Regions from separate parts of the Homo sapiens genome. Here region 1 is linked to region 2. A link is a contact called in ENCODE Hi-C or POLR2A ChIA-PET data. All regions are on one chromosome and are shown on one strand. Each heading gives the region's core, a stretch centred on a gene start or an enhancer-like site at or near the end of the contact. The rest is flanking DNA. Distances are from core to core; before and after follow the strand shown.

Region 1 (4,014 bases), core at 870-3,369, 64 kb after region 2:
ACGTCGATCACAAAGAAAAGAATGATAGCAAAAACAAACTCTTCTTTAATATCACTCCTTCCCAGATTTTGATGTCTCTATTTCCATCTTTTTATATTGCCTGTCTCTATTGTTGCAGTTATTATCTGTAATAGTTTGTTTCATAGTCTTCATGCTAAAGATATAAGTGGTTGAGTTTCTACAGTTATATTATTCTAAATTTGTCTGTAAACTTACTTTTACCAATATGTTTTATACCTCCAGATGTTTTCTTCTAATACGTTAGTGTTCTTTTCTTTCAGACTGAAGAGTTCTCTTTAACATTTCTCTTAAAACAAATCTGGTCTTGATGAATTCCCTCAAATTTTGTTTGTCCAGGTAAGTCTTTATCTCTCATTCATATTTGAAGTTAGCTTTGCTGGGTACTAATATTTGTGTTGGACTTTTTTCTTTAGTACTTTGAATATATCCTTCCACTCTCTCTTGGCCTGCAGAGTTTCTGCTGAGAAATCTGAAAGTTGTATTGGGGCTCTGTTTAATGTGACATATTTCTTTTCTCTTGCTGTTTTCAGTATTCTTTCTAGGTCTGACATTTGATAATTTCATTATGCTGTACCTTGGGGAAGAATTCCTCTTTGGGTTGAAGTGGATTGGTGACCTCTGAGCTCCATTCATAGATGAGCTCTGAGCTCCATGTACCTGAATTCTACAATCTTTCTCCAGATATGGGGATTTTCAACCATTATTTTCTTAAATATTCTTTCTAGGCCTTTTTTGTCTCTTGTCTCCTTGCAATCTCCTATTATGCAGAGGTTTGTTTGATAGAGTCTCATAATTCTCATAGGCCTTTTTCACTGCATTTTATTCTTTTTCCTTTTTGCCCTCTGATTGGTTAATTTCATATGTTTTGTCTTTGAGCTTGCTGAATCTTTTTTTTTTTTTTTCCTGTCACTCAGGCTAGAGTGCAATGGTGCAACCATAGGTCACCGTAACCTTGAACCCCAGAGCTTAAACCACTCTCCCATCTCAGCCTCCTGAGGAGCTAGGACTACAGGCATGCACTACCATGCCTGACTTTTTTAAGAGACAAGGAGTCTTATTATATTGCCCAGGTTGGTCTCAAACTCCTGGTCTCAAGCAATCCTCTTACCTTGGCCTCCCAAAGTGCTGGGATTATAGGCATAAGGCACTGTGTTAGGGCCCAGGCTTGCTGATTCTTTCCTTTGTTTGATCAGGTCTGCTGCTGAAGTTTTCTGTTGGGTTTTTCAGTTCAGTTATTGCATTCTTTATTTCTAGAATTTTGATTTGGTTTTTAAAAGTTGTTCCTAGGCTGGGCATGGTGGCTTATGCCTGTAATCCCAGTGCTTTGAGAGGACAAAGGGAGAGGATGGCTTGAGCCCAGGAGTTTGAGACCAGCCTGAGCAATATAGGGAGACCCTGTCTCCACAAAAAAATTAAAAATTAGCCAGGCATTCTGGCTTGTGCCTGTAGCAGTCACTTGGGAGGCTGAGGCTGAAGGATCACTTGAGACCAGAAATTCAAGATGGCATTGAGCTATGATCATACCACTGCACTCCAAGCTGGGTGAAAAAGTGAGCCCTCCATCTCTAAAAAACAAACATCAAATAAAAATTGTTCTTATTTCTTTGTCAAATTTCTTATTTTGTTTCTGGATTGTTTTATAAATTTTATTTAATTTTCTATTGATATTTTTTGTGATTTCCTGAATTTTTAAAAGAGGGTTATTATTAATTATTTCTCAGGCAGCTCACAGATCTTTAATTCTTCAGGGTCTATTACCAGAGCTTTGTTGGTTTTTTTCCCTGATTTTTTTTCAGTCTTGTGTCTTTACATTGATGCCTGTTCATTCGAAGAGATGGCCACCTCTTCCAACTTTTGCAGGTGTTCTTTGGTGATGTTAGACTTTTATTACTTAACATTAGAACTTTATTTGCTGGCCTGTAGTTGCTTCCCATTCTGGAAAGGATTTATATTGAGCACCAGAACTTAAACACTTCCCTGGAACTAAATCACCACCCTTTCATTTTTTCCCAATCTGGGGAAGACTTATTGTGAGTACCAGAACTTATAGCTCGCACAGGAACTTAAACACAGACCTGCAGTGGTTTCCAGGTCTGGGGAAGACTTAAGAGAGCACCAGAACTTCATCACTGACCTTTCAGTTGCTTCCAGGTCAGGGGAAAGTTCCATGTAAGCATCCGGGCCGTGTGGGAAATCTGACCAGGGACTCAGGCCTTCCCATGGGTTGTGTCCCATGAAGCACTATGGCACTATCCAGTCTCCTCTGTGTGATGCCCAGCTGATTTAAATGCAGAGTAGCCACCAAGATCCACATGCCATTCCCCGTGATAAGCACCTTTTCCCCCCACTTGTCTTCAATTCACCCCAGGTGGTTCAGTCCTCCTGGCATTCCCAGTGCTTCCTGTGGGACAGGACTGCCATGGGCTTCCCATGAAAATTCCCAGACCAGTGGGGAGATAGAATGTCCACTTCCAGTTCCCTCCTTCCATCTTGGAAACTGTGGGTCCAGGGAAGTTCTCTGTGAGTGGCGGTTATGCCAGCTTAGGGGAGAGGGTGGCACAGTCTAAAATGGCCATTTCTGTTACCAGTTGTGGTTTTGTTGTAGGGGCTTTCTCCTCTTCTCTCTCAGGTTCTGGTGAATTCAAGGTGGTGTTCTTGTCTTTGAATAGTTACTAGCTGTACTTTTGTGGGGAGGAGTGGTGCTGAGGATCTTCTATTCCACCAACCATAAATGAACTAATTTCATAAATAAAATTAAAATTTCCACTATCCAGAAAGTCACTTTCCACACCATTTTATGAGTGGATAAGAATGGGTAATTATGTATGTGTATATTTTCATGTTATTAACATGCTTAAACAAAGATCCACCCCAAGTCTCAGTCTTTAAGAGTACAGAAAAAACAGTTGAGGTTTTTAAATATTAGCCCTTTATTTTTCCTTTCTTACCATTCTTTACTAATATAAAGGAGTAGTTTTGACTTATTTTCACATAGATTTAAATTATCCTTCCATTCTTTAATTTATCCTTTTATTTAAATCCCTTTTAAAAGTTATTTAAAATAAATACATATATATTCTAACAAATATTAAAACAATAAAGGTAGGTATAGAGAGCTTACCTCCATTATATTACCCATTTTTCTCTTTCCATTTTAAATTTAAATTTCACATTTAAGATTTTAACTTTGTACATAATTCTATAAATTATAAACCATGTTAGAAACGCATCTATTTCTTGACCTATCAACTTTATTTATCTTTAAAATTAAGATACATTCACGTTTAACAAATTAGCATATTATCTGGTGCACACAGTTCCCTTTCCCTACTCCCAGAGAACCACTGTCATATCTTGCAACATTTTTTTCCTGATATTTATGTTCATATTTTAAGGCAATGTTTTTTCTATTTTTCTTAAATTATTCATTTTAGCTGTTATCTATTGATTACAGATATATATATTTAATCATCTTCTAATATATCACCTGCTTTTTCTTTTTGTTTCAATATAATTATTGCATAATTTTGGTTACATCAATAATAACTTTTACATGTTATGACTATGCAGTATACCAAATAGCGTTTTGTGAGTATGTTTCATTGCTTTTGTTTTAATACGTTGTCTATAATGTCCTTTTCCAGTAATGTTTGTTTGCTTGCTTGTTTTGTTTTCTATATTTCTATTTACATTTCCTCCTAAATGCACCAAGAGATTTTTCAGTCTACCAAATCTATTCCAAATGTTGAGATATCATATGCTTTATCAATTCCTTTCTTATTCTTGTGTGTCTTTCTCCCAAAGTCCTAGAAACAGACCTTGAAACAAGAATTAAAATGTAGGTAATTTGTTTAGGAGGTGCAGGAAACACCAGGAGAGAAAGGCAGTGAGATATGGAAGGAAAGTCAACCAAAAAGGATATGTTAGCAAGCTAGTTAGGATGACCACAGCCTCATCCCAAGGGACACTGATAAAGATGGTGAACTCGCACCT
Region 2 (3,867 bases), core at 1,286-3,785:
AAGCATCTCTATCTCTCTGCATCTATCTCTGATTCTGCCTCTCCCCCAAGACCCACCATATTACTCTCTTTCTCTCTCTCAATCACTCTCTGTTTCTTTCTTTAATCTCTAATTCTAAAATCCAAAAACCTTTGAGACAAAGTTTTCTTCTAATTCATTTGACAGAAAAAACCTGACCCAAACTTTGTGATGCTATTTATTGTCTCTATAGAGCCCACTTAGTGTGAATATTTTTGTATTTTTATATTTTATGGAGAAATATTAGTAAGACAATAGTATAAGTGATATGGTTTCTAAAGTCCTATAGTTCTGAATCTGAAGTAAGCCATTAAGATGAAGAATTACTTGCAATTATTTCCTGTAATACATGTTCTATTTTATGTCCATATTTATGTAGGGCTAAACTAGATTTTCCTTCCTTTTTAAAATAATTTATTGTACAAACATTCTGTATATAAATCTATAAAAGATACTGAAGAACATGCATTCCTCAAGAAGTAGAACATGGGGTATGTAAATAAAAATTATTCAAAGCTTAGGATTAGCAAAAAGAGATCACTGGAGTAAATGCTCAATGGATTCCTGGGCATTTTCTAGCAGGCCCTCTGGAGATGATCTCTGACTGACTTTATTTAAAGTTCTTTTAGAACTCTTTAAGCATAGAGGTTAATTTGCAGTAAATTTATAGGAATGCAAATGACTCTTATCTGAGAACAATGCAAATGATTCCTGGTTATAGTAGAGCAAATATATTTTGTCCATTTTGTTTTAATTACTTTCCACCAGGTAGAAAAGCTAATTGCAAATATTACAGTTTGTTACTCTGTAGGATATTAACCAGTTTTGTATCTATTGGAAAGGTCACTTCAGAATGCTTTTGACTGACTGACTATATGCATTCCTATTCCTCAAATTCTTCTTTGAACCAGTTGTAGCATCTGAATGTTTCCTCATTAATTAATGAGTTGAATTAAATCTTTGATATATATTCATCTTATATTTACTTGTGTCATATTTTTAACTTTTTGAAAATCATGTCTTAGAGGGTGCTTACACTATAGGAATTTGCATATTAGTTAAGAAAAGATAAGACATAAAAAATCATAAGGCAGCATGTGATAAATGGCAAGTGATCATATGGATTTTGGGGGCTGTGGTAGAGTTTCTGGATGACAGTTTTTTTCATTTATTTCTGCATTACTTTCATTCATTTAACAGACAACTGCTTTGCAATATGAAGCACCGTGGAAGGGAATACAAATACAAATCAGACACAAACCCTGTCCTGGAGTTAGCAGTTTCCTGTGGGAATAAAGGGGAGGAAAAAAACACCTTTCCTCTACCATATTGTATTCAGTGGCTGGGACCTGCAAATTAGACTAAGACAGATTAACAGGAGAGAAAATTCTATTTATACATGTAACTTGAGTACATGTGGGAAAACTCAGTGATAAGTAATTCAAAAAGTTGGTTAGAATTGGGGCTTATACATCATCTTAATAGGTGAAGGTGGGGAGAAGAAAGGCACTTACAAGAAAACAGATTATTGGCCGGGTGCGGTGGCTCATGCCTATAATCCCAGCACTTTGGGAGGCCAAGGCGGGTGGATCATTTGAGGTCAGGAGTTCAAGACCAGTTTGGCCAACATGGTGAAACCCCATCTCTACTAAAAATACAAAAATTAGCCAGGCGTGGTAGCGCATGCCTGTAATCTCAGCTACTCGGGAGACTGAGGCACAAGAATGGCCTGAACCTGGCAGGTGGAGGTTGCAGTGAGCCAAGATCATGCCAAGACACCATCTCAAACAAAAAAGAAAACAGATTATTTTTTGGAAAGGCAAGTGGGTTTTCAGGGGAAAAGTAGGAAATTAGAAAGTTTTGTGATAATGTTTGTGTATATAAGTACGAGTGTTCTTTCTGTCTCCTTCAAGGCCATGAAATTTCTCTGGAGAAGGAATTTGAAATATGTTTTACTCATGCTCTCCCCTCCAGGATAGACCTACCCTGAAAAGGAATTTATGGCAACCTTATCTCCAAGGTTGCTGCCTTTAGTCAGATAAGGAAAGCCCCCAAAATCTCTGTTCCTTTCCATATCACTGAATCTCAAATATCTTCAGCTTAAAAGAATCTTAACGCCAAATATTTGGGGGTGGCATATCCTGATTCCTTTCAGGAGAAAGACATAGATTAATCATCACAAACAGTAGTAATGGATGGAGAAGAGAAGAACATTTGCAACCTTACTGTGTCCTTAATGCTTTATTATTCTATTAAAACCTGAAATTTTGTAGGAATTTTTCCCCAGTTTCATAATTACAGCACAGAGAACCAACCAAGGGTTATAGTAGTCACAAGCAAGATGATATGGGATCCCTCAAAACAATTTTACATGCCTTAATTCCTGAGACCAAAGCATTCTCCTCACCTCTCTCTTTACTCATTTGGTTAACTCTGGACTCAGGCCAAATCCTGTCCCTGGAAGAGCCACAAAGTAGGAAGCCTGGGTACAGGCCTGGCAAGCGAGAACAATGTGTCACTGCAGGACTTTGGAGCTCTCAGCTTTGGAGTCAGTTAAGACCAGTTCCTTGCTGGGAAGCCCTAACTCTGGAGGGACAGAGACAGGTAAGGTTAGTTTACTTCCTTGAGCTTTCGTCTTCAGTGCTGCTTACAGCCTTAGGATATCTGGTATTCAGGAAAGGAGGATGAGGTAGCATTCAAAATTGTGTTCTACCTGGGCAAGAACCAGGGATTGACAGCCCGTTCTCTTTCCCCAGTGCTGGCCAGAGTTACAGAAGTTGGACTGTAAACATTGGCAACTATTGACAGAAGTCAAGGTCATGGCAAGACCATTTGGCCCATGTTTGTTGGGGAAGGATAAGCCTGCGTTTCAAAAAGACTGGTCAACTGGATTTGCATTCCCAGAAACCAGGAAATTTCTGAAACTGAGTTTTAAACCTGGCAACTCTTTTACCATCCCTTTGTATTTTTGCAGTTCCTCCCTATACCAGCTTCCTTACAGCTGTTCTGATTTCCTGTCGTAAGATTTTTTCTTTTCATTTTCTCCAGGGAGGGTAAATCAATATAACCTCTTCTCTAGAGAGGAGGTGGTTAGGTTGGTCTTAAGCAGTGTTAGAAGATCTATTTTTTTTCAAACCAGGTGTCTGAGCTGGGTGAATTCCAGCCTGGGGAGAGGACTTTGATCACCAGATGTTTTTTTGGTGTGCGTGCTGTCTTATGGTTGCGTGGCGAGTTTCTGCTTCAGATGGTACGTATGCTTTCCTTCAACTCAGCTTACAGGCATTTGGTGTCCTTTTGCGGTGTTTTGAGGAACTCTGTCTAGGGCTTTAAGGAAGTTTACATTTATAATATCTTTATTCTTCTATTGAAAAATCTCAAATTGGCCTAATGCTCTGCACTCAATAGGAGCTTAGTGTACATTTAATGATAACCCTGATCTCTGAAGTGGGTGGTTACTGTTTTTTTACTTTCCCTTTCTGTTCTGGGAGCAAAAAGAGTACCAATTTCAAAATCCTGGGAGGTCTTACTTGTTATAAACTCCAGGATCGCTATTTGTGTAGGGGACTATTTGTTTAGAAGTGGACAACTTGTGGTTGAATTTGAGTAAAATTCCTGTTATACTTTTGAAAATAAAACTTCGGAATTCCGGCCGGGCGCAGCGGCTCAAGCCTGTAATCCCGGCACTTTGAGAGGCCGAGGTGGGCGGATCACGAGGTCAAGAGATCGAGACCATCCTGGCTAAGACAGTGAAACCCCGTCTCTGCTGAAAATACAAAAAATTAGCTGGGCGTGGTGGCGGGTGCCTGTAGTCCCGGCTACTTGGGAGTAGAATACAGAGTACTTGGGAAG

The links. A loop is a pair of places that touch in the nucleus more often than their neighbours do. ChIA-PET counts read pairs that join two places held with the same protein, here RNA polymerase II (POLR2A).
Region 1: a loop to region 2 is called in a map of HepG2, with 4 times the contacts of the local background. The contact joins the enhancer-like site here to the promoter of C4BPB in region 2. A Hi-C loop is called at or near these places in 3 of 168 maps with a recorded cell type or tissue (Calu3, HepG2 and PC-3). POLR2A ChIA-PET finds 5 or more read pairs at or near these places in 1 of 52 experiments (MCF 10A).

The regions. Positions count from the first base shown.
Region 1 is chr1:207,150,897-207,154,910 of GRCh38, forward strand. All of the region lies in intron 1 of LOC107985251 (a long non-coding RNA gene), which reads right to left. Among named protein-coding and RNA genes, the nearest start is that of C4BPA, 49 kb to the left of the region's middle. Within about 2 kb of position 2,120, at least 2 of the 41 ENCODE cell types and tissues checked have a DNase peak (open chromatin) inside an H3K27ac peak, as active enhancers do.
Region 2 is chr1:207,086,325-207,090,191 of GRCh38, forward strand. It overlaps C4BPB (complement component 4 binding protein beta), which reads left to right and starts at 2,536. Exons shown (of 7, transcript NM_001017365.3): 1 at 2,536-2,622; 2 at 3,158-3,265. The coding sequence starts at 3,208.